Regions from separate parts of the Homo sapiens genome. Here region 2 is linked to region 1. The links are chromatin loops, found by intact Hi-C in ENCODE. Cell type or tissue: MCF 10A. All regions are shown on one strand. Each heading gives the region's core, and the rest is flanking DNA. Links, peaks and the distances in the headings are about the cores only. Region 1 overlaps SLC6A5 (solute carrier family 6 member 5). Region 2 has its middle 84 kb from the start of DBX1.

Evidence for each region. Peaks named below come from ENCODE experiments on the same cell type or tissue, not always from the same donor. Only the 100,000 strongest peaks of a DNase experiment are listed, where the experiment ranks them.
Region 2: it touches region 1 in a loop (7-fold over the local background); 3 of 110 quality-filtered maps call a loop at or near these places.

What each region holds. Positions count from the first base shown.
Region 1 is chr11:20,606,328-20,621,858 of GRCh38, reverse strand. It overlaps SLC6A5 (solute carrier family 6 member 5), which reads right to left. Exons shown (of 16, transcript NM_004211.5): 4 at 14,721-14,852; 5 at 14,207-14,380; 6 at 7,039-7,180; 7 at 3,975-4,107. Among named protein-coding and RNA genes, the nearest start is that of SLC6A5, 14 kb to the right of the region's middle. RefSeq lists enhancers at 1-394, 11,380-11,449 and a silencer at 11,428-11,625. In MCF 10A, for the core only: a CTCF peak has its summit at 11,566; DNase peaks (open chromatin) are centred at 9,828, 10,828 and 11,558.
Region 2 is chr11:20,236,571-20,252,101 of GRCh38, reverse strand. No RefSeq gene overlaps it. Among named protein-coding and RNA genes, the nearest start is that of DBX1, 84 kb to the right of the region's middle. In MCF 10A, for the core only: a CTCF peak has its summit at 7,935 (motif pointing left); no DNase peak of the experiment used is centred there.

The DNA.
Region 1 (15,531 bases), core at 6,895-14,894:
AAACAGCCTCCAACAGTGAAATAGGAAGACCTGTCTCAGAGGAAGCAACCTGCCAGTCCTGTCTCCTGAGGCCCTAAACAAGAGGAACTGAGCTTATCTGGCTGCAGGAAGACGACATCTCTTTTGCATAAAAATGACAGTGTTCCTGGGATTTCAATCACAAAGGAGTTCATCATAAAGCACCTTCAGCTGCGCATCCACCTTGGCTCCCAAATAATGCTCCATGATTAATGTCTGCACAGCCCAGGGCAGGATAGTAAATTGTGATTCATTATTTCTGGTAGTATTCTTCATTTAAAATAAAAATTGATCATTGATCTCTGGTTGGAAACTTTTCTCAATGAAGCAGAGAGATAAGTTGGCAGATCTAAATGAAAAACATATCTGCTCAAAACTTCCTATTCCAGAAAGCCTATAAAATCTATCACCAAGAATTAGATTCTAAATCAGTGGAAAGAACTGGCTGCAATGCCATTCCAAAAGAGCACAGACTAATAAGATAAAAAGAATCCTAGAGAATATTCTAACTCTTGATTTTGCAAATGAAGACAATGAGGCTGTAATATATCCTGTGACTTGCCCAAAGTCACACAGCAAGACAGCAGAGACTGGGTAGAAATGCAGATTCTGATTTACTGTGGGGGGATTTTTTCCCCCACTATATGAAAATGATGACTCCACAATTCCTCATTTACTATCTATTCTTAATAACTCCTTCTTGGGAGAGAATGTCTTGTATTAGAAAAAGTCTAGGCCAGCTGGGCACGATAACTCACACCTGTAATCCTAGCACCTTGGGAGGCTAAGGTAGGGGGATCACCTGAGATCAAGAGGTCAAGACTAGCCTGGCCAACACGGTGAAATCCTGTCTCTACTAAAAATACAAAAAAAATTAGCTGGGCGTGGTGGTGGGCTCCTGTAATCCCAGCTACTCAGGAGTCTGAGGCAGGACAATCACTTGAACCCAGGAGGTGGAGGTTGCAGTGAGCCAAGATGGCACCACTGCACTCCAGCCTGGGTGACAAAGCGAGACTCCATCTCAATAAAAAAATAAAAAATAAATATAAATAAAAATAAAAAAGTCTAGGCTTCAAAGCCAGATAGACCTGGGTTCAAATCCCACTACTTCCACTTAAAAGCTCTGTGACTTCAGGCAATTTACTCTACCTTGACAAGCCTCAGTCTCTCTCTCTACAAAATGGGAATCAATGTGCTTCTAATGCATGTGAAGCAGCCAGCACAGTGCCTGGCACACAGTGTTCAACAAAGCTCTCTTTCTCTTCCAATCTCCCAACAAAGCCACTGCTGTGGAGATGTCAAAGTGGCACAATACCCAGTCAATACAGCAGCCATTCAGAATAATGAACATGAAAGGAGATAATGTTAATAACTGACCATACACCAGGTAGTAGCATGCATGTCTCACTTCATCCTTACAGCAATCCTAAGTATTATGCACTATTATCCCCTATTTACAGATGAGGAAATGGGTTTCAAAGGTTAAATAGCTTGTCCAGAGTCACACAACTAGAAAGTGATAGAGCCAGGATTTGAACTAAGATTGGTCTGACTCTGGAGCCACAGGCCATCCTTCCTCACATCATTAAAAGGTGCTGTTCTCACCCTCCTCACCTATCACCTCTCCTCCTGCAGTCTCACCTTCCAGCCTATACTACTAGGCACCTGTCTGGCCACTCACATCATGGTTGAGGTCAGCTTGTCTCCATTTCTAGCCATAAGTGACAGTCTTGCCCATGGGATTTTGATTGAGTATATACTTGGCTAGTCTTGTTGAGCAATTGCTTGGCTGGGCCCTTTGGAGATGATGAAACTCCCACCCAAGCTCAGCTCCAAGCCACAGAAGGTGAGGGGTCCAGGAAACCTCAGGCCATGCTCGGTATTGTCATAAGGGTCAAGTTAACATTTCCCATCTCCCTGTAACCTTAGAAAAACAATCAATCCAGTCTCATGGTACTCACTCAGAGCCAGCAGGTTCCTCAGGGGTCACTGAATCCCAGTTCTCTTTTTACAGAAGGGGAAACTGAGGTCACAGAGTAGAAGTGCTCCCAAACCTCCAGCTCACCCAGCAAGTGTTCCAACAGAATAATCTTAGAATTAGAGGACCTTAGACATCACCCAGTCCAATTACCCTCACCTTAGAAATGAGGAAACTGAGGACTTCTAAAATAGCTAGGAAAATGTGCTTTTCATTTATTGGCCAAAAAAAAAGCAATTAAAGCTAAGAGCAAAATCAGAAGCTCAGCCATGTTTCACCACCCAAGTAGAGATATCCCTACACAGCAAACACCATGAGAAGTCCCCAAGGACAAGGGCTCAGGTCTCCTCACTCCTGGGCTGGTTCTCTCTAGCTGACCTGATTCTCCCCACACTCTGTGATTTAAGGCATACCACCTGCCTCAGGTAACCCTGACAAACCTGCCAGAATCCACCACTCAAGTCCCTGTGGAACTACATGACATGAAAAGCAAGCACTAATAAAAGCTGTAATCAAAAATGTCCATGTCCCCAGGGAGAAGACAGTTCGGTCTATGTGGCTAATAGATGCTGGGATTGCGTGCCTAATGGGGGATGCAAAGCATGCCTGGGGGTGAAAGATGGCACTGACTACCCTCCCGATGAGACCCAACCTTTCAGAAGTTGGTTGATTGTAACATAATCGCAGAAATCCTTGGCCTGGATAATCAAACCAAATCTCAACTCCACAACCTATGGTCTCAGAATCCCCCATTACATCCTCATTCCTTGAGCCTTAAAGACATTTTTGTTTCATCCTAAAACATGCAAATACCTCCTGGCGTAATTAAATATTATTGCATGTGATCAGAATAACTGGTTAACTCTTCAGTAGGTTTTTCTTTGTGTGTGTGTGTGTGTGTGTGTGTGTGTGTGTGTCGGGCGGGACAGGATCTCACTCTGTCACCCTGTCACTCTGAAGTGCAGTGATGCCATCTTAGCTCACCGCAATCTCCGCCTCCCGGGTTCAAGTGATTCTCCTGCCTCAGCCTCCCAAGTAGCAGGGACTACAGGTGCCCCCCACCATGCCCAGCTAATTTTTGTATTTTTCATAGAGACGGGGTTTCACCATGTTGGCCAGGGTGGTCTCGAACTCCAGGCTTCAAATGATCCACCCGCCTCAGCCTCCCAAAGTGCTGGGATTACAGGCCTGAGCCACTGCACCCAACCTTCAGTAGGTTTTTCTAAGGCTGCAAGGAGATGAAGAAATGTTACTGTGACCCCTACAACAATGCCCACTGTGGCCTGAGGTTCGATGGGCTCCTCTCTTTCTGTGGCTTGGAACTGAGCTTGGGTGGGAGTTTCACCATCTCCAAAGGGCCCAGCCATGCGATCACTAACTGACCCTTACCAAGTAATTGCTCAGCCAAAATTCCATGGGCAGGACCATCTTCCTTTAGTGCTAGGGGCACATGGGGTAGAAGAGTGTCAAGCTTAGAGTTGAAAGAAAGGCAAGGAAGGCCATGAACATGGTGGCCGGGAGTGAGGAGAGGGAATCTACTACACAGTTTTGATCTTCAGCCAGCTTCTTGGCAGAAGCAATAGCTAACTTGGCAGCCAGACCAAGAGGCAAAAAGCCAGCAGCACAAATTCTAGAGTTTAGGGAAAGTGACTGAATGATATCAGGGAGGTTCCTTCTGCTGAATGAGTGGCAGCCCCTGAGAGGAAAGGAAGGAAATCCTAATCAGAGTACCCCCCACCATCCCTTGAGAGCTCTGTATATATGTGTCTCATTTAACCCTTAAAACAGCCCTGCAAGAAAGGTGTTATTATCCCCATTTTGCAGATGAAAGTGAAGTCACAGCCCCTCAGCTGCTCCAGGGCAGAGTCAGAATTAGCATCCACAGCTCCTGACTCTCTTTCCAGTGCTCTGCCTGCTCCCCAAAGCAACCGCCCCTGGGTGTCTCACAGCTTTCTCTTAGATAAATCCAAGTGCTTACTTTTCCTGAAGTCTTGATTCCTTTAGCCAATGATGCATACACAATGACCCAAGCCAGGAAGAGGCAGAGAGCTAGTGGCCACCTGATCTCGCCAGGATATTCAATCCCTGCAGAAATCTTCAGCACAAAGTACCTGAGAGTTGGAGGGAGGGATGGGGGGAGTGATAGAAAGAAGGAGAGAGGGAGGTGACAGGCAGTAGGCTTTAAGCCTCCAGTAGAGCCAGGAGGCTTGCACAAAACCCCAGCATCCTCCACCCACCCCACCATCAGGAACCTAATCACATCAGGCTGTGGGGAATTTGCTGGTCTGGGCTCTTGCCCACAGCCATCTGCAAAGACTCCAGCTGGATTTACTGTGCTCTTGATTACGTGCTGGGAGGCTGCTCATGGCCCTGGGCAGGCTTCAGGACAAGGCTGTCAGTTCCATTGTCACTAGCACATCCCCAGGAGAAGTGCAACAGAAACTCTGAACCGTCAAGGGTGATTTTTGTGTGTTTTCTGTATTGCTCTACTCTTTTATGAGAATTTATTCTGGTAGTATTTGTGTGATTTTAATTTTAAAAATTAGTACATAGTGGAAACTGCATATGCTAAATGACGAAAAATGTGGCCCTGGATTGTAGTTCAAGTTGTGTGGGTATGTCCTGAGGCGGAGGTTGGCTTAATTATAAAAGCAGGGCTGCCTAGACCTTGCTCAAGCAAAACATTCTAAGACAGATGAGCAGCTGCCAACAGAAGAGGCCACTGGTCAGCTGTAGCTGCTGCTGGCAACTCATTTAGATAATGAAGACATCGTGGCCTGCCTGGCCAAATGGCTAGCAGGGCAGCCCCACCCCTGAGGAAAGGAGGCAGCTTCAGGGACAGTGCCTGATAACAGACTCAGACAATTCTTTCTACTCCGCAACCATCTAGCCATACATCCTCTGTAAAACTGCTGTGTTTGTAGGTTGACGTTTTTCTGTGATCTAAAGGAAAGGCAAGCCAGCATCCAGGCTCTGTAGGACTGTAGGAATGATGGCCCAGAGAATTCTGACCTGCTGAAGGAAATGTAGGCAGCAGCCCCACTCCTGGTCCAGCTGGCTAGCTTGAGAGGCTGTTTGGCAACACACAGACATGCTTTTCATAACAGTGATGGCCAACCCTGTGCAGACAGAGCCTCTTTCAGGCCCAAACCCTGGCACAACCTGGGCTCAGAGTTGACTAGGGAAGACCAAGGCTGGAACTAAACTTGGTTCCACGGCAAAACCCTGAGGACCATATTTGCCAAGCAAGGAAAAGGACCTTCCCCATGTCCCATGCCCAAAATAGGTAAACCATATAGTCAACAATTCCATGACTTAGCCATCTCAACTGCTCCATGCTTCAATTGTAGGACCTCAAACAAGTCCCAAGAAACTCCTGATGACATTTCTTCTTAGAAATCAAGACTGGCCCCAGAGGATTAGTAAAGGCCATCAAAAGCAGGTTTGCAAATCACTTTTTAGTACACCTGACTGCATGGATTAAGTGTACTGGAAAATGATTTGCAAACCTGCTTTTGGCGGTCTTTCAGATTTCATCATACTACCAGGTCAGACTCAGTTGCTCAGTGCTCAGGGAGAATTAAAGACCCACCCTAATACCCCCATGGTAGTTATGGTCAAAGGGGACTATTTAATCAATTAGGTAACTCTCCCTTCTGTTCTGCAGGGAACAACTATGTACACCCTGAGTCTACAGGAAAGAAAACCAGGAGTAGGAAATAATGACAACTGGGAGAAGAGTCATGGTATTAGCAATCATTTGTCGTCATCTAAGTGAAAGCCACAAACTGGAGGCTCATTGATTTATGCATTTTATTTGATCCCCATGTTCTATTTGAATTATTTTGCTGCCATTTAAAATAGGAGAGATCACATAAAAATCCAGACTTTATTTCCATCTTTTATTGTAAAATAGAAGCTCTGGCATCACTGCCCCACATTTTCACAAGGCAGTGATCAGAGGAGCTGGGCACCAGTGGCTTTCCTTACATGCGACAGGCAGCCTCTTTGGTTTGCTACAGTCCCCACCCCCTCCCTATCATCTCATTTATTTTCACTTTACTCATTTATATTCCTGCCATGCCCGAGTACATTTGAATTTACAACCCCTGAATTAAAGTTTAGCTAGAGAACACTCTTTACGTACCCTATGATGAACTCTGTCTACATTTATCTCCCTTAAGACATAATTTCATGGCTGGGTGCAGTGGCTCACGCCTGTAATCCCAGCACTTTGGGAGGCCGTGGCAAGCAGATCACAAGGTCAGGATATCGAGGCCATCCTGGCTAACACGGTGAAACCCCGTCTCTACTAAAAGTACAAAAAATTAGCCGAGCATGGTGGCACGCGCCTGTAGTCCCAGCTCCTCGGGAGGCTGAGGCAGGAGAATAACTTGAACCCAGAGGCAGAGGTTTCAGTGAGCCGAGATCGCGCCACTGCACTCCAGCCTGGGCAACAGAGCGAGACTCCATCTCAAAAGAAAAAAAAGGAAAGAAAGAAAAGAAAAAAATAATTTTATGAACTTCACTAAATCTTCCAATGGTAGCTGAGGATCTTCAAGTATCCCTGAACCTCAATCTCCAATGCCTAGCAATACTGATATTAAAAAATACAAAACTAAGGCAAAGCTATAAAAAAAGGAAAAAAAATGAATTTGTTCTTATTTACACTAAAGCTCTGAACATGACTTCTTTTCTTTTTGTCTCTCTTCCCTGAAGCCAAGTGCAGATGGAAGAAAAAATAATCTGGTTAACTGACAGTCCACTTAGATCACACTGGATCAAGGTTTTGAAATGGGCTTTTCATCAGCATCATGAATTATAGCCGCAATGATTCTGCTCCTACTGCTGTCATTCATCCAGCTCTGCTTTCCAGGCTCACAAGACACAACAATCTGCTCTTGGAAGCCAAACCAGGGAAAAAACCTTCCTCTCTGATCTCATCCCTTGGGCTACCCACACCTCTGGTCTGCAAATTGAATATTTATTAATTCACTGTGTTTCTCTTAGAAGGTAAAAAAGGAAAAAGAAAGTCATCTTACTTGAAGTACTCTTCACTTCCACTGACAAATGTCTTATTGGCCTGGCTGGTGAAATTAACCATTGTCACGTTGGGATAAGCGGTCATGCAGAAAGTCGAGTTCTTGATCTGTATTTTGGGATGGTCACTGATAACACAGGAATCTGTTTAGGAGAGGACAGAATAGAAACACAGTTAAATCTGTACAGAAAACAGAGATTTGTCTCTCTGCAGCAGTTTAAAAACAAATGCCAAAAACATTTGCAAATATTGGAGAGTACCTTCAGGAAAGGATTAACTGGGCAAAGCCAGATATATTAAGAAAAGAACCAAAGAATTATGTTTTCTCCATCAGAGCCCCCAGTCCCCACAACTGCACCTTGTACTGATGACAAAGGCATTTACAGAACACTCTCTATGTGGTAGGCAAGTATTTTGCATGCATTATCTCATTTAATCCTCACAACAGCCTATGCAGGAGGTACTATAATCTTCCATTTTCAAAATAAGGAAGCAGGCTTAAAGAGGTAGGTAACTCTACTGAAGCCACACAGCTTATGAGGAAGAGAATCAGGATTCGAACTCAGATCCTTATGACTCTGCAGAAAATAAATAAATTGCTGAAACGAATTGAATTAGAAAATAAGCAGACCCCCTGAAGGGTACTGCTACAGAAGGCTTTCTAAGAAGTTCACCTTGGACCCACTGCCTGGCACCACATTTAGTAAGTACTCTAGGATACACGTGCTGTGTACTTTCTACTCTCACGTGGGTAAGCAGAGGCAGCAACCACGCCGTCTACCGGGGATCCTGTGACAGGACCTGACAGTGTGGTGCTCAACTGGGGATGAGTCTTCTCTCCAGGAAACATGTGGCAAGTCTGGAGGCATTTTTAGTTGTCATACCTTGGGGACCTGGTGCTTACTGGTGTCTAATAAGTAGAGGCCAGGGATGCTAATACTAAATATCCTACAATGCACAGGACAGCCCCCCACAACAAAGAATTGTTCAGTCCCTTAGCCAGGCATGATGGCACACACCTGTAGTCCTAAATACTTGGGAGGCTGAGGCAGGAGGATTGCTTGAGCCCAGAAATGCAAGGCTGCAGTGAGACATGATCATGCCACTGCATTCCCAGCCTGGGTGATGAAGCAAGACCCTGTCTCTTAAAAAAAAAAAAAAAAAAAAAAGAATTATTTAGTCCAAAACATCGGTGGTACCAAGGTTGAGAAGGCCTGATCTAGGCAGGGATGGAGAAAGGAAATTAACCCTGTGAGTCTTAGTATGTCAGGCTCTGTGTTGAACACTTTAATGATTATCTCATGAAATCCTCATAAAACCCAGGAGGTATATATTATTATTGTCATTTTAAATAGGAAGAATCTGAAGTCTTTCTGACCATTTTACAATGCCTCTCTTTAAAATACAGATAAACTGACAAATACCTTAAATAAAGAATCCACCAGGACTAATCCCAAAGGACGTTATTTTGCAAAGGAGCACATAGTAACAATAACAACAACAACTTACACTTATATGGCAGTTACCACGTTTATGGCACTGTTTTAAGTACTTTACATGCATTGACTAATTTAAGCCTCACACCACCCCCTATGAGAAGGTACTGTTATTATCTCTATGTTACAGATAAGGAAAACTGGGGCACAGAGGGATGCAGTGGCTAGCCAAGGTCATACATCAAGACAGGATGTAAACAAGCTCTCTCTTTGGAATCAATGACTTAGGCAATCCAATGTGAATAGGGAGCAGGGATTATAAATTCAAACACCTACAGAAGCCAGGATGATGACACAAATGAGGAAGGCATAAAATTAGAAAATAATAGAGAGAGGTGGGGACTGTGGCCAACCAGAGAGCACTCCAGCCAATCAGTGCCAAGCTTTTCCAGATGTTGTGGCAAAAGATGCAGAAAATCTATAAACTTACATGAAATATCTCCATTTAAAAATATTGAATGTGTTAAAATTGTCTTTAAATACCAGGAGCAACAATAACAAAAAGTGGCTGGGCAGGGTGGCTCACACCTATAATCCCAACAGTTTGGGAAGCCAAGGCAGGAGGATGGCTTGAGCCCAAGACTTCAAGACCAGCCTAGGCAACATAACAAGACCCCTATCTGTACCAAACATTTTAAAAATTAGCCAGGTGCAGTACTGCACATCTATAGTCCTAACTACTCAGGAGGCTGAGGGAGGAGGATTGCTTAAGCCCAGGAGTTCAAGGTTGCAGTGAGCTGTGATTGCACCACTGCACTCCAGCCCGGGCAACAGAATGAGACCCTTTCTCTAAAATAAATAAATAATTTTAAGAAGCAGGCTTGATCTGGTGCATGGACTCCCATTTTATGTTCTCTGTGGAAGAGCATAGAGGGCAAGAATGTGAGTTCAGGCGTTCCACTACTCCCGAGAGCTTGAATGAGTTCCATTTGTCCAAGCCTCCATTTTCTGGTCATAGTTGTTCAGGGTTGCAGTAAGGACTAAATGAAGAGAGATCACAAATTAAAAATCTTCCCACAATGCCTGGCACACAGCTGGCACTCAATAAATTTTAGCCATAACTCAATCATCATTGTTATAGCTTTTTCTGGAGAGAGTATCTCTAGTCTTCAGCATCATCTCCCGTAAGGCCACTTGCCTGCCATAAATTGCCTACCACTTCCCATACACACCGCAGAGTTTCTTAGAATGTTGGGTAAAAATGGAAACAATAATAAGAATCCCTTCCCTTTCAGTAGTTCTTTAGACCAAGGTTTCTCAATAGCTGTACTAATGGCATTTGGGGTCAGATAAAGTAACCGCAATAGGTCCATTGCCCAACAGGCACAGTGAGTCAATACTTCACCAAGACCCTGCGTTGCAGCAGAGAAAGAGGTTTAATTAAGAGAAGAGGACCTTTTTTAAGTCACCCCAGAATTCCAAAGGACCAATACCCCTGCAAGGGACAGCCTGGGCCCAGGAACAGAACACGCTCATGTGCTGATAACACAGAGAATGACAGATGGAGGGGCTGCACAAAGAAAGAGTGGGGATTGACACCTTGTTTTTTTTTTTTTTTCACCAAAATAAATAAACAAATAAACCACTGGGTAAGAATGAGATAGGATCTGCTCAGCCTGGTCATTTACTCGCAGGAAGCAAATAGAGTTTCCTGCGTTGCAGCAGAGAAAGAGGTTTAATCATAAGAGCCACTGAACAAGGAGATAGGAGGAAACCTCAAATCCATCTCCCCAAAGAGTTTGGAGCTAGGGTTTTGGAGTAGGTTGAAGAGTGCAGGGTGAAGTCCTGGGACAGAGAGATGAAGAAAAGCATTCTCACACTGATTCAGTTCCTCTGTGGGAACCTTTTTTCATTTGTTTGTTTTTTGTTTTTTGAGACAGTCTCACTGTGTCACCCAGGCTAGGGTGCAGTGGCACAATCTCTGCTCACTGCAACCTCTACCTCCAGGGTTCAAGTGATTCTCATGTCTCAGCCTCCAAAGTAGCTGGGATTACAGGTGTGTGCCAACACTTCCAGCTAATTCTTGTATTTTTAGTAGAGACAGGGTTTTGCCGTGTTGCCCAGGATGGTCTCCAACTCCTGGCCTCAAGTGATCCATCCACCTTGGCTTCCCAAGGTGCTGGGATTACAGGCATGAGCCCCTGCTTAAAGCTGGTAGGAGTCTTTAAACTGGTTGGCATCAGCTGTTTTGCTGGAATTCGGGATCTGCTTAAGCAATTCTTAAACAAAAGCCTTATGATTCTAGCATCAGAAATCTCATCTATAGGAACAATGGGGATGCAAATGTACGTAGTGTTACTCAATTTTTGGTTTCAAGGAAGTGAGTCAAAAGCACAGCCTGATTAATGCTGATTATAACAATACTTCTGTCTAGAATTCTTGTTAACCCTGCAAGGACAGCTTTAGTAATTCTTGGCTGTGGGACCGTCCTGTGCATTGCAGGATATTTAGCAGAATCCCTGGCCTCCACCTACTAAATGCCAGGAGCCCACCCAGCTGCAACAACTAAAAACGTCTCTGAACGTTGCCAAATGTCCCCTGCAAAATCTCCCCTGGTTGAGAATCTCCACTTCAGGGCCTAAAAATATCTTCCTATTCAAAGTATCTTCTTTAATCAAATAACAGAGTTTCAGGAGGATTCCCACCTAATCATTATCAAATATTTACCAGGAAAGCTTTTGTTTCCCCCAGCAGTGACATAAATGAAGACAATTAAAGAACACTCCATATCTCTGTTCTGTAAATAAGCACATAAGTTATTTCTAGCCCTCCTGCCAAACATTACGTCCACCCAAGACGGGAGAGATCACTAACACGAGGGCAAACACCAAATCTCTCGATTCCCAAGTTGCAATTGTGAAGCACGCAGGCAGCCTCACTAGAGAGCGTCTCTGGATGTCTGTAGATCACTGCCGCCGCAGCAGCACAAGGTCACCGTTCCTGCAGCAATGCAGCAGGGTTCCCAGGCTCCCCGCTCGCTCGCTCCGCAGCCCCAAGCCTCCTGCAATATCCCCTCCCACCACCGGGCGGCAGGAGCATGCTTCCCAGCGCCCGGAGCCTTCGGGTCCACCCGCGAGGGAATGATGGGCCATCTCATCAGAGAGCTCTGCGGCCCAGCAACCCCGAACAAAGAACAGCGATAATGATCGTGCTAAATTGGAAGCTGTGGAATGGGATTCTCTTTACTTGGGCAATTATTAATAAATGAAAGCACATGAAAGACCAGGGAGAAAAGGAATCATTTAATTAAAAGTTGTAATGAAAATGAAGCCATTCCGGAAATAGAAATGATATTTATGTTGTTCCTATTTTACGTGACCCAGCTAGCTCCTATTTTCACGTAAAGCCGCTGGTCTCACTTGACAGGGCACAGACTAGTCATTCTCCATTACAGATACTTGGAGAGTTGAGTCACCCTAAAGACAGCAGCCTCTCTTACAACCTGCAGCACAGAAAGATGTGGCAAACGCTGCCTCTCCCCACCCACAGATCCAGGGCTTTCCTCTGGGGCTGGAGTGGGTATGGTTGCCTGGTATCCCCATGGAATGTGTCCCTTGCAGCACTGAGAGTGTCATGGGGCAGCTCCAAGCTGCACACGAAGGTCACAATAGCTAGCCATTCAGCCCCTCTCTCCTGGGATGAGTCCTTTTGCCCAGCAGTCACAGGATGTGGGTAGTTATGGGATTGTGAGAGAGAAGGTGAGACTGGAAGGCAATTGGTGGGAAATGCTGGGGAAAGAGTTTATCCATCTCTTAAGGAAGGCTTGCTCAATATGACCATTTGGGAAACAGCCTGGCAATATCCGTTGTCTAGACTCCTGATTTGTCCAGCAGAGCAGTGGGGCTCTGCAAGTCAGGCCACCATCAACTTTTCTAAGTCACCCCAGAATTCCAAAGGACCAATACACCTGCAAGGGATAGCCTGGCGCCAGGAACAGAACACACTCATGTGCTGATAACACAGAGAATGACAGATGGAGGGGCTGCACAAAGAAAGAGTGTGGATTGACACCTTGTTTTTCTTTTCACCAAAAAAAAAAAAATTAAAAATTAAAACACTGGGTAAGAATGAGATAGGATCTGCTCAGCCTGGTCATATACTCGCAGGAAACAATCAGCGTGAAAAATGTACATTGTCTCCTTGTGCTCAGAGCTTGCATCATTTTAATGGTTTGTACCAGATGAGTAGGAGCTGAGCTGTGTCATATCTTTGCTCTGCCTTTCATGTCTCCCAGGCGATGGTGAGCCAGACTGGAAGCCAGAGACAGGGGCTTCTGTGTCTCTTGTGCCTCCACCCATGTGCCTGATCCAGTCAACATGCTCAGCCTGCTTTAAACACACACACACACACACACACACACACACACAGAGAGAGAGAGAGAGAGAGAGAGAGAGAGAGAGAGACAGACAGACAGACAGAGAGAGAGACTATAAACACATGTTCATGGCAGAAAATGCAGAAAAAAATGTCATCTCTCTGGGTCTGCGAGAGGGAAGAATTCATATTTTTGCCCTTAATATACTTGAAGGGTTAAATAGTGTCCTAGTTCCATCATGAAAAAAGCTGGTTTTGGAGGGCAGCACTAAGAGCCGATCATACAGAGATCACAGGAAGCTGGTCTCAGCACAGACCTAGCTGAGGAGAATTAACAGATCTACTGGGGAAAGAAGAAACTACTTGTTTCTAGGTTCCCTTTAAAATGACGAGAACTTCCAAAGTGACTGCTACTAGCACCTTTTATTTGTAGAGTTATATGCTTCTGCAACTGTATCACACTCCTCATTTCTTTTCTCCTTACAGCAATCCCCACAAGGTAGGTAGAGGAAGAACATTTTTATTTCTGTTTTTTAGAGAAGGAAAACAGATCCAGAGAGAGTTACTTGACCCAGACATACATACAGTCAGTGACAGAGGTATAGACCAGAAAGACTTTCTGACATAGCTGCCCTACTTCTCCTCACATTCACTCTCTTGCCCTTGACCCAAGAAGCTGACACTTTCTGCCAAGGCCTCAAGTCCCAATCTATTTCACATCTGAAGCATCTTCCAGGAACACTCCCTGACTCCCCAGTATCTTGCCCTCTTCTAGACACTACATTTTTATCAGAGTGGTCTAAGGGTCCACTCTCATATTCACCTCATGCACTGAGCAGTATCTTGTGAAGTCTGGCCCCAGGATCGCTCTCCTGGACTCTAGGAATTAGACCATCACTTTTCAAATTGTACCATGCAGATAAGTCACCTGGGAACCTACTTAAAATGCAAATCTATTCAGAAAGGCTAGGGCGGGGCTTCTAACCACCATCCAGGTAATGCTGCTAGTCTAAGAAACACTATAAAACAAAATAAAATTCTACAACGACTTGTTAAAATGCAAATTTTCTGAACCCAACCAAATCTATAAATCAGACTATCTTGTGGGCCTGTGAACCTGCATTTTTAACAAAGATTTCAGCTATTCATAAGCAAACAAAAATTTGATTAAGCTTTCCTCTGGGCCAGGAGCTCCTTAAGTTTTATGTTAGAATTAAGTATATTTGATAGTTTGATGTAATCTCTGTGTTCCCAGAACCTAGTATAGGTCCTAGCATGCATAATATATGTTCAATTATTTTGCTGAATAAATGGATAGTTTAGAATACACACACCTAAAGCAGGTATTTCCAAACTTACCTAATAAAAGTTTGGTTTTATCTTTGCATTCTGGCGTATTCCAAGGGTTGTTGCAGGAGCCCCAGGGTAGTACAGACACAAAGGAGGCAAACAGGTAGAAAAGTGTATAGCAAATAATCACATTGTAGTATATGGCTATTAGGACAGAGATGATCAGCATCGCGATGCCACAGCCTGCAGAAGCAAAAATTCCAGGGGTTCATTCCATCTTAAATGCTATGGAATTCTTAGAGTTGGGCATAGGGTGGGGACCTAGGTCTAGGCTCTCTTGTACAGAATGGATGCACTAATAGCAGAGTGGACTGTATGTCTACCAGGGATATGAAGGCATTCTGCTGGGAACTCAACAATGCCAGAGGTGATCTTGGGCCATTATTCAGAAGGATCAAATAAAGGAAGGAAAGAGTTAGTTCTATTAACCACAAAGGCAGGTCTCCCTCCCTGGGGCTGCATGGTGCCAGAGGGGACAGAGTAAGAAAGGGCCTGAGGAGGCTGAGCGGCAGGCTGGACTCACCTTGTAGAGCTGGGATGGCCTTCCACACAGACACTGGTCCCTGGCTGGCAAACTGGCCCAGCGACACCTCCAAGAAGAAGATGGGTAATCCAGCCAGAGCCAGCATCATCAGGTAAGGGATGAGGAAAGCACCTTGGAAAGAGAGTGGGGAGTGAGAGCCCTAGGAGGCAAAAGCAGGCTGCTGCCCTCCTTAACCCTCTGGGCTAGGGGCTGAGCTCCCTCTCAAAGAACTAAAGGACAATTTAGCTCCATTCCTGAAGAAGCCCTTTGATGTCCTGTTTCAGCAACAGTCACCCACAGATATTTAAGAGCCTTCCTCCAAAAAGTATAAGGGTACCCATGCAAATACACTCCTTATTTCAACTCTCCACTGGCAGATGGCTAGGGATATGTGCTGATGGGTTTTTATTATTTTCTTTTTTTATTATAGCACTTCAGTTTCCCAAAATGAAGCCCTCCCAGAGCTCAACCAGTCCATGCCTTTGACTCACTACTGGATTCAGGTTGGTGAAATCTTATCAGAGCCTCAGCCCTCCCAGGACCCAAAATCTTCTAAGCTAAACTCCAGGAGCCCTCCTCTACAGTAAGTTACCTGAACACCTTCTGCCAACCAGGGTTGGGCAGGCTCTGCCAGACAGCCATTGGGGAATACCCATCCTTCTTCCTAAACCCATCTCCATCCCCATCACACACTTCTCAACGCCCTTCCCCATATGAGAAGTTCCTTCCATCCTTCAAGGTCAACTCAAATGCTTCCTCCTCCAAGAAGTCTCCCTTCTGAGTCCTCCCACAGTACCTTTCTCCAGGCACC
Region 2 (15,531 bases), core at 3,621-11,620, 370 kb after region 1:
AGTTTTAAGCCACCACGTTTGTATAATTTGTCGCAGCAGCTACAACGAACTAATACAAATGCTGAGTAGTTTTGGATCCTAATTTCCTAATCCAATGAATTAATTGTATCTCCCCAACCTTAAGCCATCAGCAATGTGAAAGATCTTGATCATGTCTTCTATTAAATATATATACTGTACAATCATGTAACTGCCAAAATGTAGACCAGATGCAAGACCACAGGCATTGTCAGCCCAGGCATTTTCAGAATATGTTCATAGGATGCTAGTTTCACAGTAGGAATTACCACACAAAAGAAGCTTCATGGTTTAGCAAGGAAGTTTGGAAAACGCTGGGTTGAAAACATTTGAAAAAGTTTCTCTACTACAGGACTTCTCAGAGCCTTTAGCATGCTAATGCACGCTGTGAATGTCCAAGTAGGCACGTGGTCTGGTGTGTTTCCCAAGCTTGTTTACTCACATTCATTTCACCCTTGGAAAAAGCACTTCTACAAACACATCTTGCAAGGACCACAGTTAAGAGAAAAATATGTCTGGAAGTCCAAAGCAATTGCTTTGCTGAAATCCACTGTTGGTACATTCAGGACTATAACACAGGTCTCCTAATATTGTGTCCAGCATTCCTACTACTAAACATGTCGAACATCCAAAAAGGAAGCACTGAATCTTACCTTTAAAATAAAGGACACAGATTCTCCAAAGACAACTTTATTGAAAGGAAACTTTATTTTATTTTTTTTTTGCAGTGAGTTAACAGCTTATAGAATACAGCAGTGAGATATGAGAAAGGGTGAATTTTTCCTATCTTTTGTTATTGGCATTGACCCTGAAGGTCCTTAGTCCTTTGCAGAAGCTTAAGGAGCTTAGATCAAGGGCAGATTTTGAAATTGAATTTATTCAGATTAAGCAAAACCTTCAGTGAGAGGATTTACTCCCCACAAGCTGTTGCCAAGTTGGGGCTGCCCAGGCCAGGCCCATTTTCCTGAGTCATAATCGACCTGTTTCCAAATTGCTGTCAGTGTATGGGCAGCCAGTTTCCCCAGGACATTAAACATTCAGAGCTTCCTCAGCCTTCTGGATCATTTTCTATCTCTCCAATATTTTTAGACAGGTTTCTTGCAGGCTGCATATTTTATAACAATTGTACAGGAAAATGATCCTAGGGACAGTAGCCAGAGATTCAAAGTTTAGAAAAATGCTCCTTCCTTATCAGTTGGCAGGTGACAAATCACAGTGAGATTACTTTTGGCAAGGAGGATATTTTCCCATAACAATCTAGAAGACAGAGTGCAGTTGGGAGCCCAGTGTTACGAGTAGTTGTTTGGAGATTTTTCTTTTAATGCCATATTCTCCTGGTTTACCAGACGCTACTTTTATTCTTCAAGTCTGAAAAATTGCCACTGATTTTGAGAGATCTGCCTGTGGCAGAAATAGTAGTTGTAGTGATATCTCCCAGAGTAGATGTCCTGCTTCTGAGATGCAACATTATCCACCTTCTATTAATAGTTTAAACCTACTTTGCTTTAAGACCTAGCATTTGGAAGGCCTTAGGTCTCAAGTTTTGTTCTTCCGTGTCTATATTTTAAATGCAGCTTTTATGGATGTGTTTCAAAAGTAATGCATATTTCTTTTAGAAATGTTGAAAATACAAGAAAAGCATAAAGACAGAAGTTAAAAATCTCCTCTCTTCTCGCCACTAAGAGATCAAGATCATTAACACTGTAGGCTCCTTTTAGAGTCATTTAAGAATATCTCAGCAGGATGCTGATGAGGGCAAACTTTGAGATTAGTCCCTCTAATCCCCACAAAATGGAAGGTAGTCTGTGTGATTCAGCTCTGTATCAAGCACAAAGAGAATCACCTATAATTCACTGAGCTACTATTTTTTTAAAAAATTATAGTTTGTGAAACTGAATGGGGTCTGTGAACCCCAATGAATAGATGAGGAAACTGAGAATCAGAGAGTGGCTGACTGTCCCGATCACCCAGCATTTCAGTAGTAGGGCAGAGAGTATGAAACTCTTCTGATTTTCATTTAGTGTAGTTTCCCTTGTTATAACAGCTGTCTCACTACAGAAAGAATTCTAGCTATAAAATTCCACTTGAGTAAGAACATTTGGCTATGACCTCAAAGCACGGGCAATTTTCATGCACCAATTTGGCATTATGGAGAAAGAAATGATCTCCACATAAATCCGAATTTCCAAACACCTAAAGGTGAGCTCCTTTAAGCCCAAAGACTTTTATCTTAACTTTAACACATTTCAGTGAAAATTATTCTAAATATACATTTGAAGGTCAGGCACACAATAACATTTAATAGTTTCTTGATGACTCAAAATTATAAGCATCAGTTTTTATTCTGTGCTATAATACAGTGAGACCTTCTGGGATTGGTAAATCGTAAAACCCTGAACTGCTCTAGACTGCTAAGCTTTTATAGTTTTATGTTTGCTTTATTTGGATTTTCTGTCTCTCCCTGCGCAATCAAGCTGTCGGCTCTTATTTCTTGCTGCTCCCAGTATGTCTGAGATCTTCTCTTTATTTGTTTCCCATCTGCTATGCTGTTTCTAATCTGTATGTGCGGGGGAAGCAGATACTCATGTTTGTTAGAAGCATTTGTAATGTAAGAGTAAGTAGGTTCTGAGTGAGTATTGAGGGTCATAAAATTAGTGAGCAGACTTAGGGACATATATTTTGGTTACTCAGAATCCTCGTTAACTTTATTTTCTTTTTAGATTGGCAAATAAATGATGTCTAGATAAATGATACAGGACAGTACTTTAAAAAATAGGCATAAAAAACACAGACATCCTTTGCTTATTTATATACATCAGTCTTTCCTTGGGAAGTGAACCAAATCTCCAAGCAACAGAGTGGGTCCCGGGTTTTTTAAGTTATTTCTTTCATTTCTTTTAAATTTCTAAAATCAATTTCCAACTTAAAAGTGGTCTTTTCTAAACTCAAATGGAGAGTAAATGGAAACTCAGCCAAGGTATCACTCATGAGAGACTGGCAAGTACAGAGGACATATCTCTAAACATTGAGGCTGCTTCTCTCCCTAGCAGCTGCTATCTTCCCTCTGCCAATATTTTCATTTCTTCACTTGTTGCTTGTGTGTTTTTGAAAAAATTTAAAATATTTCCCTTCATCCAAACTTTAAAATGCAATTTTTCTTTTAAATAATTGATAAGACTGATTTTTCCTCGTCACAATATTTTCTCCCAGATTCCAAATTTCTAAAAATACAGTCACCAAAAAACAAACAAGTAAACATGATGGACTTGAAAACTTCAAGCTCACTTGAGGCTGAAATCATTTTTAAAGCTACCATTAGCAATGGTGCTGTGGGAGCGATATGGGCTGTAAAAGCCAAGCAATTTGCAAAATTACGTTAAGACAAGGAATTACTCAATGCAAACACCTGCTTCAGAGTGATCATCAAATTATTCACAGCCTAGCTATGACCCTGCAAGCTGACTTCCCTGCAAGCTGACTTTCCTTTACTCCTACTCTGTGGTCATTTGCGTTTATCAGTAAACACCCACAGACCCACTACACTTTGCTAAACCAAGAGGCCAAATTAAACAACACATACTGGAGTTAATGATGGGTTGTAATAACAACAGCCCAGAAACATTTGAATGGTGCATTAACAATTTGCAAAGGACTTCACACGCAGGATCTCACTTACACTTTGTAATCACTCTACGCTTAGGCTGTTCCCTGGGAAAGTTGCCACCAATGAGTTTTCCCAAAGAGTATGCAAAACTTTAAAATAAAACTGAGGTTAATATACTACCCTAAGTCTCCTTTCTACTGTCTCCTCCCCCTTTTCCTTTCCAGCTGTCAGTTTTAAAAGTGTATGTTTTAATTTTCCACAGTTGACCACATCCAAAGCTGTTTTAAGAGGCACGGGATTCTATTCTTCTCTAAAATCTATATGCAGCCATGGATTACCACAGCTGGTTCTGGTAACATTTGCAAATTCTAAACTATCTAAGACTATTTCTAAGGCTATTGTGAGTGACATTAGGCCCATTTCTGGCAAGAAATCCTCTAGTTGTAATGTATACTATCTTAAATGGTCTTTTTGTGACCATGGTCTCTACCCTTAAACAAATGAAAGGCATATTTCCCCTGATGGGTGTCCCAAGGAGAGCTTGGGAAGAAATCATCATTATCAAGGCGGTTCACCCAGACACACAGACTTGCTTGTTACCGTATTTAAAGAAGTGGCCACAAAGAAATAGTCATTGGATTTACAATAGGGGAAACCTAGTATGCATTTCCAAGGAATCACATTTTGGGGAGAATTACAGAATAATTACACATATGCTTAGATCACGAGCATTCAATGAAGCGGACAGTATTTTGAGGATTTAAGATGTTGGTGTTGTGGTCGTCTCTAAGAAACCGGGATAATTCAGACATTCAAATGCAAAACCGCACCATTTGGAGAGTGTAATGCGGTCTGTTCTGGTCACTGTTACAAATTCGGAAAGGATTCCCTGGCTGCAGACATTAGAGGCACTTAATACTTAAATCTGTTTCCAAATGTAAAGAATAGAACAAAAGTGCTGGGCATTAATGAAACGTATCCTAACACTGGTGTGCTGACACATTTCATTAAAGTGTCACTTTGGGAGAGTAAAAAATAATGACAAGAGCTTTGCTGTGTGCAACTTGATAAGGTCCTCAGATGAAATATCATTAACTAATAACACATTAAACATCCATTTTAATGCTATCAGGGTTTTCAGATTGGGACTGAATTAATTTCATGCCTAGGATGTTTCCTATAACCAATTACTATAAATAAATCTCTTTCATTGGTCTAAATACTTATTATTTATTCATGTCAGTTTCATTTTAACTTCCAGGAAATCAAGTATTGTTAGAAATTACCTTAATAAAATACTTTGACATATCAAATATCTTGTTTACTTATAAGGCCAGCCATAAATTATTTCCTGAAGGAATGTATTTTGTGAATATTTTAAAATACAAACTTTCTCCATTTTTGTTGGGTAACTGGCAAAATAATTTTCTATTGAACTCTAAAATGCTAAAGTTCTCTTCTACACTCAAAATAGTTTCTTTAATTAAAAAATTGTGATAAAAATACTTAACAAATGTAGTCCTAAAACTCAGCATTTTATAGGTTCAAAAAGACTGCTAATTTAATGTTCCAGTTTAAAGCTAAGTTGTTTTCTAGAAAATTTTCCATACATAAATATATGTAATTTGTATTTTCAGTAAACTTTAAAAACTTCCTCTTCTAAGATCTTGTATGCAAAATATCAAAATAACAAAAACTTTGCAACTTTGATAGCCACTTCGATACTCTGGCAGATTTACATGGTGTTCTCCACATTTACAGATTTGTTTGGTTTTGTGCAGAAGAGTCATTTGGTGAAATGAACCAAGACAAGAAATTCTCCCAACAGGGCCTATGCAGCCAAGAATCAAGTTGCAAAGTAACACACAGCAGGAGAGATGAAATAGAGAAATTAGTCCACAACAAAACAAGAAAATTGCTCAAGGAACTTGGAGCTGGCAGTCTCGCAATGTGAAAGGTTAATCACAAGATTTAAAATCTAATCTTGCTTTCAAAGGCAGTTCATGTAATTGCATACATTGTGAAGGAACATGAGAACAGTGGGAACAGAAAAAAAATTTAAACAAGCGGGCTTGATATAAGCTGTAAATTTAATATGGAGAAATGTAAAAAGTTAGCAAGAGTAAGCACAGACCTCAGTAAAGGGTCAGCCCGGGACCTGGGACAGCAGAAATGGCCACAAATCGCCACCTTGAAAGGAAAAGAAAGTTTAAATTTTGGATAAACATGTATTCGGATGGGATACTCCCTAAAAGACCCATTAAATTAAATTCCATTCATTCATGTTGTCTAACCCATATTTATAGGGGACCTATCATTTGCTGATATCGTGGGAATACGCAGATAAATGAGACACTAGAGGAAGAAAGTCATAGTTCCTTAGAGCACGAAGCAGAAAGTTTGGAAGTGGAAGAACTCACTCCATAAAGGGGATGGCATTTAAACTATGCCTTGAAGAAGGGCAGGACTTGGTCATACGGAGGTGGGAATGGGAAAACACAGCTGGCAGAGGCAACTTCAGGAGCAGGACACTAGACTATGCACAGAAGCCAGGGAGCACTTCAGGCTGAACAGCAGTGGCTTCCTATGTGGGAACAGTGGGGGCTGGAAAGGTAAGAGGCCTGGAGGAGTTTCGCTTAATTCTATGGAAAGCAGGAAACCTTCCCCTGGAGGTTTTAGAGTCCAAGAATAATATGATGCTAAAGGTTAATTTATTTATTTTTAAAATTAATTTTTTTTTTGAGACAGCATCTCTGTCTACTAGACTAGAGTGCAGTGGCACGATCTTGGCTCACTGCAACCTCCGCCTCCTGGGTTCAAGCAATTCTCCTGCCTCAGACTCCCAAGTAGCTGGGATTACAGGTGTCTGCCACCATGCCTGGCTAATTTTTGTATTTTTAGTAGAGACAGAGTTTCGCCATGTTGGCCAGGCTGGTCTTGAACTCTTGACCTCAGGTGATCCGCCCGCCTCAGCCTCACAAAGTGCTGGGATTATAGGCGTGAGCCACTGCGCTCGGCCCAAAGGTTAATTTGACATCTATTGTGAGGCAATCTAGAAGAGGAAGAGGATAATATAATCTTAGCAGAATATATTTCAATATAGCAAAAATGTAGAGGTCTATATTCTTGGACTAGAAAGTACAGAAGCCGTATTTATGAGTTAAGTGTTTCTAAATTCCAAGACTACTACTTCTTGTTAACTGGAAAAGCAGTAAGAAAGAGGTGCCACTGAGGAACGTGGTTTTTTTTTATTTTTTTTTCCTTTTTTTGCGACGGAATCCCGCTCTGTTGCCAGGCTAGAGCACAATGGTGCGATCTTGGCTCACTGCAACCTCCACCTCCCCGGTTAAAGCAATTATCCTGTCCCAGCCTCCTGAGTAGCTGGGCCCAGTTAATTTTTGTATTTTTAGTAGAGATGGGGTTTCACCATGTTGGTCAGGCTGGTCTGAAACTCCTGACCTCATGATCTGCCCACCTCGGCCTCCCATGGGATTACAGACATGAGCCACCACACCTGGCCAGACATGTGGTTTATCAAGGGACAGTGAAGGCCCTGACCAGTTGGTGCTGTCAGAGCAAATTCCCTGGTTTCCCCAGAGAGAGGTGCAAGTTCTAGAGTGGTTGGGGGAGGGGGGCTGATAAATGCCAGGGACTGAAAATAAGCACCCCTAAGGGCATATGTAATTCCCCCATCATAGCATAAATTTGAATTTGGATACATCCCAGATCTCAGCCCCAATCATGATATACAACTGCTGGCCAATCCATGAGCACCACCACCCCTGCCTAGAATTGTGCTAATCAGGATAAAAACTGCCTCTGCATTAATATCTAGGAAGGAAAGCAGCCCTCACCATGTCGGCAAACACATTTAGGGGCCCTTGGTAATAACTCTATGATGTTAAGGTGTTGGGGAGACAGTACAAAAACGGGTAGTGGACAAGTGAGTAAAAGAAAGAAAGTCTTGGTTTTCATAGACGTATTTCTTTATCTGTCATATTTATGCAGCATTTTATACTTTTCAAGGTGCTTTTAAATATCTGATACTATTTCATTTCTCCTAATAACTCCATTATTTCCATTTTACAGAAAGAGTTATGGAAGCCCAAAGAGGCTGTGTGACGCATCTGACAGCCACTTGGCAGACGAATGAGAACCCAGAACCCTAATTTTTTTATTCCTCCACCACTACATCACCTGGTCTCCTACTTATATCAACAGATTTTTTTATTGAGAGCCTATTCTATAGAGGCCATGCTTTAAAACTGAGGAAAACCTATGTTGCGTGAAAACTCCCCTGCACAGGGCCCTCTGGTGGCAGGTAAATTAAGAATTATAAGGTAGGAAATTGAGAAATGTTTAGGATCTGATTTTATGGAGAGAGGAGGATACTGAAATATAGAAAGTTGTTCAGAAGGGCTTATCTAATATAGTTCTCTCACTTGGCATATTAAGAAATTGATGCCCAGAGAGGTCAAGCAATGTGCTCATGGTGGCACAGCATCCCAAGTCAGCACTTCTCTCCAATCAGAAAGGCACCTCTCAGCATCTTCCTCATTCTCATTTGTCTTAAAGAAGATTAATATTCGCCCTTCTTATCCCCTTTTGAGCTTCAGTTTTCTCATTTGTAAGCTAGGAATAGGGACAGTTCTCACCTCATTGGGTTGTTTTAGAGACTGAATGAAATAATGCAAGTCACACACTTAGCACAAGCCTGCCATGTAGCAAACACTCAATGTGTGGTCATTATTATAATGCTTAATGAACCATCTCTGTCTTGATGTACTCAGAACCATTAACCCTAAAGCTTTGTGTTTGCCCTCATCTGTAGATCAGAAATAAAAAATATTTTCAGGGGAAGTGAGTGCTTTAAAGATGGTTTCTTCTCCAAGCTGAAAATAATGATCACATAACCTCTGAGACAGCGTCTCTCAGTGTGCCCAGGGAGCCTGGTTATTCTTCCGGGGTTAATGAGATTGGTCCTTCTTGGGGCAGGGCCAAAGGAATCTACCTCCTGCCCATTTTCTGAATGCAACCTCAATCCCATGGGTGGATCAGGGAAAAGGAATTGCAACATTTCCCTGTGCTTTTCTATTCGCCCCTCAGTGCCTCTTCTAAGTTGCTCAGTTAAGAGGCATTGTTAGCACCTCTCATCCACAGTTGTAAAATGGGAGTCAATAAAAATGCCTTGCCCTTCCTAACCTCAGTGAAGATATGAAGAGCACAAGCAGAATACAGTAGCCTCACTGAACAGAGGTGACAGAGGTCAGATCTCAGTGAGGCTGAGACGACAAAAGTTTGTGGGGAACACTACTGGAAAGCAGAAAGCTACTTGGTGGAAGAGTGCTATAAATCTGCATGGGGTCCTATGAGTCTCTGATGGAATATTAAGCTGACATGCATAGAGTGAGACTTCACAAAGTCAGGGAAAGGACAACTGCTGGAGTGCTATAAGCTGAAAAATTATAGGAGCTTGCACAGGGATGGGAGACATTTGAGTTCTCCAGAGTAGTGGACCTGACAGAATATCAAGAATATGTCACAGAGACCCCAAAAGGCCACAGCTTCAAAGTACAGTCATTCATCTCTTAATGAGTGAGATACATTCTGAGAAATACATCATTAGGCAATTTTTTCATTGTACAAACATCATAGACTGTACTTATATAAGCCTAGATGGTATAGCCTAGGTGATATGGAATAGCCTATTGCTCCTAGGCTCCCAACCTGTATTGCAAGTCACTATATTGACTACTGTATACAACTGTAATGTAGTGGTATTTGTATATCTAAAAATTGAAAAAGTACAGTAAAAATAAGATATTATAATCTGGTATAATATGGTACTATAATCTAATGTATGATGAACTATAGGTTTAAATTAGCCTAACAGTAAAGAGTTTTCTAGTCCCACCCTAATAAAGATTTTTTTAAGTCTTTACAGGATAAATCTGATCTTACAGAAAATTAGCTATCTATAATAATAAAGCTCAAAACTCAACATGCTTTAAAGGGAGACAACAAAATCTGAACTCTCAAATATTTAGCATCCACATTGTCCAGAATATAATTTTAAAATTACTGGCCTGCAAAGCAGGAAAATATGACCCATAACCTGTACAAAACTAAGTCACTAGAACAGACCCAGATATAAGAGAAATGATGGAAGAGTGAAAAAGAACTTTAAATACCTATTATAAATATGTTCAAGGATTTAAAGGAAAACATGACCACAATGAGGAGACAGATGGAAATTATAAAAATAAAACAAAAGGAAATTCTAAATCTTAAAAATGCAACTTCTGAAATTAAAAATGTACTGGATGGGGTTAACAGAAGATTAGATATTGCAGAATAAAAGGTTAATGAACTTAACATTGCATCAGAAACTATCCACACTAAAGTGAAAGGCTCGAAAATTTAACAGAGCCTCCATAAACTATGGAACAACATTAAGTGGTAATTGGACTCCCAGAAGGAAAGGAGGTGGGAGATGGGAAAGGATACAATTTGATGAATTAATTACTGGATATTTTCTCAATTCAATGAAAAGCATCAACCACAGATCCATAAAACACAATAAATTTCAAGAAGGATAAACACAAAAACACACACCAAGGCATATCTTAATAAAATTGCTGAAAACCAATAACAAAGAAACTATCTTCAAAGCAGCCAGAGAGGGAAGAGGACATAATACATAGAGAAATGAATGAAGATAGGAATTATTACTGATTTCTAATATAAACAATGCAAGTCAAAAGATAATAAAGTTTTCTTAATGCTAAAAGGAAAGGAAAAAAATAACTTTATATCTGTAAATAAAGCTGTATTCAATTCAACATTTAGACCTATCTAAATCTGTATTCTATTCTGTTCTATAGGTATAACTATTCTATTTTATTCACATCTGGCTAAAATATCCTTCAAAAATAAAGACAAAATGAAAACATTTTTAGAAAAGGAAGAATTGAAATAATTTGTAGAACTGCACCATAAGAAATGTTAAAGAAAGTGCTTTAGGTTGAAGAAAAACAATACTAGAAGGAAATTTAGGTCCACATGAAGAAATGAACAGCATTAGAAATGGTAATGATTTTTACGCTTTACATGAAACAATAGAATACTATTTATTAACCTATAATAACATTATTAACTTATATATAATTTAGTAACTGTGAGAAGTTAAAAATGCATATTGTAAATCAGGACATAGGGATAAGCTTAAGAAACTATTCTCAGAAACAGTATAATGAAAACAATACTGTTAGAAGTTAAAGAAGACCTAAATGTTCATACATTGGAGGCTTCAATATTACCAAAATGTCCACTTTCAACTAACTGACTATTTAAAGTAATCCAATTGAAAACTGAAGTGGTTTGTAAAAAGAAGAAACTGAAAAGCTGATTCTAAAATTTATATGAAAATGCAAAATAATTAGAATAGTCAAAACAATTTTGGAAAAGAAGAGCCAATTAGGGAGGCTTTTCATACCTGATTTCAAGATTCATTACTATAGTAAGTATACTTAGTATGGTATCATTTTGATAGACATACAGATAAATGGAAGAGAATAGAGAGTTTAAGTACATATATATGCATATATACCTATGTATATGTTCAACTGATTTTTAAAAAGCTTAGCAACATAATTTAATGGGAAAAGGAAAGTCATTTTAACTAACAGTTAATGATACTGAACAACTGGATATCCCTATGGGAGAAAATAATGAACCTTCACCACCAGCTCTCACCATATACAAAAATAAACTCCAAATGGATAATAGACCTAAATATAAAAAATAAAACTATAAAACTTATAAAGAAAATCTTCACTGCCTTGAGATAAGCAAAGTTTTGTTAAATGTGATAGAAAAGCACTAACCACAGAGAAAAATATTGACAAACTGGATTTCCTCAAAATTAAAAACTCTGCTCTTCAAGACACACTATTAGGAAAAGAAAAAGCAAGCCCCTTACTTGGAAAAAATACTCACAGTACAGATATCTGACAAAGAACTTGTGTTTAGAATAAATATTTTTTAAATGGGCAAAAGATTTGAACAGTCACTTCACAAAAAGATATAAACATCCCATTTATACTCACATACTATTGTCAGCCAAAAAGCACAAGAAAAGTTGGCCATGATTCATAAACAGGGAAATGCAAATTAAAACTATAATCAGATACCAACTCCTGATGAGAATGTGGAGTAATTGAAATTCATACACTGTAGGTAATACAACCACTTTGGAAAACAATTTGGCAGTATCTTACAAACTTGAACATAAGCTTTACATATAACACAACAATTCTACTCTTAGATGTTTACTCAATAAAAATATATGTCCAAGATTTAAAAAAAAAAAAAAAGCCTTGAACATGAAGACTTATAGCCGCTTCATTCCCAACAGCCTCAAACTGTGAACAATTCAAATGATGTTTCATCAGGAGAATGAATAAACAAACTGTGGTTTATTCATATCATGGCATACTACTCAACAGTAAAAAGGAACATACATGAACCTCAAGAATATTATGCTGAGCAAAAGAAGTCAGACAGAGTACATATTGTATGATTCCTTAATATGAAGTTCTAGAACAGGCAAATTGAATCTATAGTTATAGAAACCAGATCAGTAGAATGTTCTGGTTCTAGGCACAGAACCAGAGGGACAGAAATAGGCACAGAAATAGAAATGTTCTGTGCCTTGATTGGCAAGGCAGTTACATGGGTCCATATATTTGTCAAAACTCAATGAACTGCACATTTAAAATGGATGTATTTTACTGTTAAATTATACCTCAATAAAATTGTTTTTTTAAGAAAAGTGAAAGGGGAGGAAGACATGGGAAAGTTATAAAATAGTATGCAGTTATTAAAAGGAATAAGGTAGATAAATATTTCTGAATTGAAAGATATAGTGTTAAGTGGAGGATAAGAGTTGTTAAATAGTACACTTGATCTAGTTTACATTTTCAAAAAAAGTAGTAGAGTGTGAGGGCAGAACAAGATGGTCAAATAGAAGCCTCCACCAAATTGCCCCCCTATCTGGCAGGAACACCAAATTTTAACAAGTAACTACACATAAAAAAGCACTGTCACAAGAATAAAAAATCAGGTGAGTAGTCACAATACCTGGCTTTAACTTCATATCACTGAAAGAGGCTCTGAAGAGGCTAAAAAAGAAAGTCTTGAATCACTGATGCCACCCCTCCTCCATCTTTGGCAGTGGGCGCATGGCACAGACAGAGAATCTGTGCACTTGCTGGAAGGAGAGCACAGTGACTGGGGGACTTGGCATTGAATTCAGTGCTGCTCTGTCACAGAGGGAAGCAAAATCAGGCTGAACTCCTTGACCCCTATGCGGGGAGCATTTAGAAGACCTCTAGCCAGAGGGGAATTGCCCATCCCAGTGGTCAAAACTTGAGTTTGTCAGCAAACCTTGCCAATATGGGCTGAAGTGCTCTGGGATCCCAGGTAAACTTGAAAGACAGTATAGGACACAAAGGCTGCAGTTTCTAGGTAACTCCCAGTGCTGGGCTGGGCTTAGAGCCAGTAAACCAGGGTGGCACGTGACCTGGGGAGACTTTAGCCAGGGTGGCTAATGGAGTGCTTGTGCTAATCCTCCCCCAACCTCAGGCAATGCAGCTTGCAGAAACAAAAGTAACTCCTTTCTTCTTGAGGAAAGGACTCAGAAGTAAAGAGGACTTCATCTTGCATCTTGGATACCAGCTTAGCCACAATAGGATAGGGAACTGGGGAGTCATAAGGTCCCCATTCCAGGCCCTAGCTCCCAGCTGACATTTCTAGACATACCCCGGGGCCAGAAGGGAGCCCACTGCCTTGAAGAGAAAGACCCAGTCCTGGCAGGATTCATCACGTGCTGACTAAAGAGCCCCTGGGCCCTGAATGACCAACAGCGATATCCAGGTAGTATGCTGTGGGCCTTGGCTTCAGGTGAGACCCAGCGCATTCCCAGCTGTGGCAGCTACAGTGCAAGATTCCTGCTCAAGAAAAGCGGAGGGAAAAGTAAGGGGGATTTTTCTCTTGTACTTTAGGTACCTGCTCAGCCACAGTGGAGTACAGCAGGGGTCCCCAACTGTACCATGGTACCAGTACCAATCTGTGGCCCTTTAGGTTCTGGGCCACAGAGCAGGAGGTGAATGGGGGGGTGAGTGAGCATTACTGCCTGAGCATTGCCTCTTGTCAGATCAACAGTGGCATTAGATTCTCATAGGAGTGCGAACCCTATTGTGAACTGCACACGCCAGGGACCTAGGCTGAATGCTCCTCATGAGAATCTAACTAATGCCTGACAATCTGAAGTGGAACAGTTTCACCCCAAAACCCCCAGCCCCCGTCTGTCCATGGAAAAACTGTCTTCCACAAAACTGGTTCCTGGTGCCAAAAAGTTGGAGACCACTGAGGTAGAGCACGAAGCAGGCTCAGAGTCCCTGATTCCAGGTCTAGGTTCATGTACAACATTTCTGGAAGTGCCCTGGGCCAGAGGGGGGCCCACTGCTCTGAAGGGTGAGTTTCAGGCATGGCAGCGTTTATCACAAGCTAACTGAAGAGCCCTTTGGTTTTAAGGGAACATTGGTGGTGGCCTGGCAGAACTCCTCATGGGCTGGTGGTGGTGGTAGCCACTGGGAGAGGTTGTTCTGCCTGTGAAAAGGGGAGAGAAGACAGAAGGGCTTTGTCTTGTGGTTTGAGGGCCAGCTTAGCTGCAGTAGAATAGAACACCACGTAGATTTATAAGGTTTTTGACTCCAATCTCTGGCTCTCAGACAGTGTCTCTAGACACCTGGGGCCAGGGGGAACTCACTGTCCTGAAATGAAGGACACAAACCTGGCTGGCTTCCACACCTGCTAATTGTAGAGCCTCAGAGCCTTGAGTGAACACAGGCAGTAACCAGGTAGTGGTTACAGTGGCCCTTTGGAGAGACCCAGTGTTGTGTTGGCTTCAGGTCTGACTCAGTGCAGTCTCAGTGGTGGTGACCATAGGGGTGCTTGTGTAACCCCACCCTCAGTTCAGCACAGACAGAGAGAGAGAAAGACTCCATTTGTTTGGGAGAAAGCAAGGGAAGAGAACAGGAGTCTCTGCCTGGTAAGCCAGAGAATTTTTCTGGATCGTATCAAGACCACCATGGCAGTACTCCTACAAATCTGCGAGAACCACAGCATTTTGGGGCTTGGGCTCAACTCCCTTTGAATGCCTGGAAAGCCTTCCCAAGAAAGATGGACACAAACAAGCCCAGACTGCAAAGACTATAATAAATACTTAACTCTTCAATGCCCAGACATCGACGAACATCTATAAGTATGAAGACCATCCAGGAAAATATGACATCTCCAAACAAACTAAATAAGGCACCAGGGACTAATCCTGGAAAGACAGAAATATGTGACCTTTCAGAGGATTCAAAATAGCTGTTTTTAGGAAATTCAAAGAAATTCAAGATAGCACAGAGAAGGAATTCAGAATTCTATGAGATAAATTTAACAAAGAGACCAAACTAATGAAGAACCAAGTAGAAATAGAACTGAAAAATGTAATTGATTATTCCCTCAAGTAAGTTTTTTTAATTTCATATTTTATTTTTTTTTATATATATATTTTTATTATACTTTAAGTTCTAGGGTACATGTGCACAACATGCAGGTTTGTTACATATGTATACATGTGCCATGTTGGTGTGCTGCACCCATTAACTCATCATTTACATTAGGTATATCTCCTAATGCTATCCCTCCCCACTCCCCCGACCCCACAACAGGCTCTGGTGTTTGATGTTCCCCTTCCTGTGTCCAAGTGTTCTCATTGTTCAATTCCCACCTATGAGTGAGAATATGTGGTGTTTGGTTTTTTGTCCTTGTGATAGTTTGCTGAGAATGATGGTTTC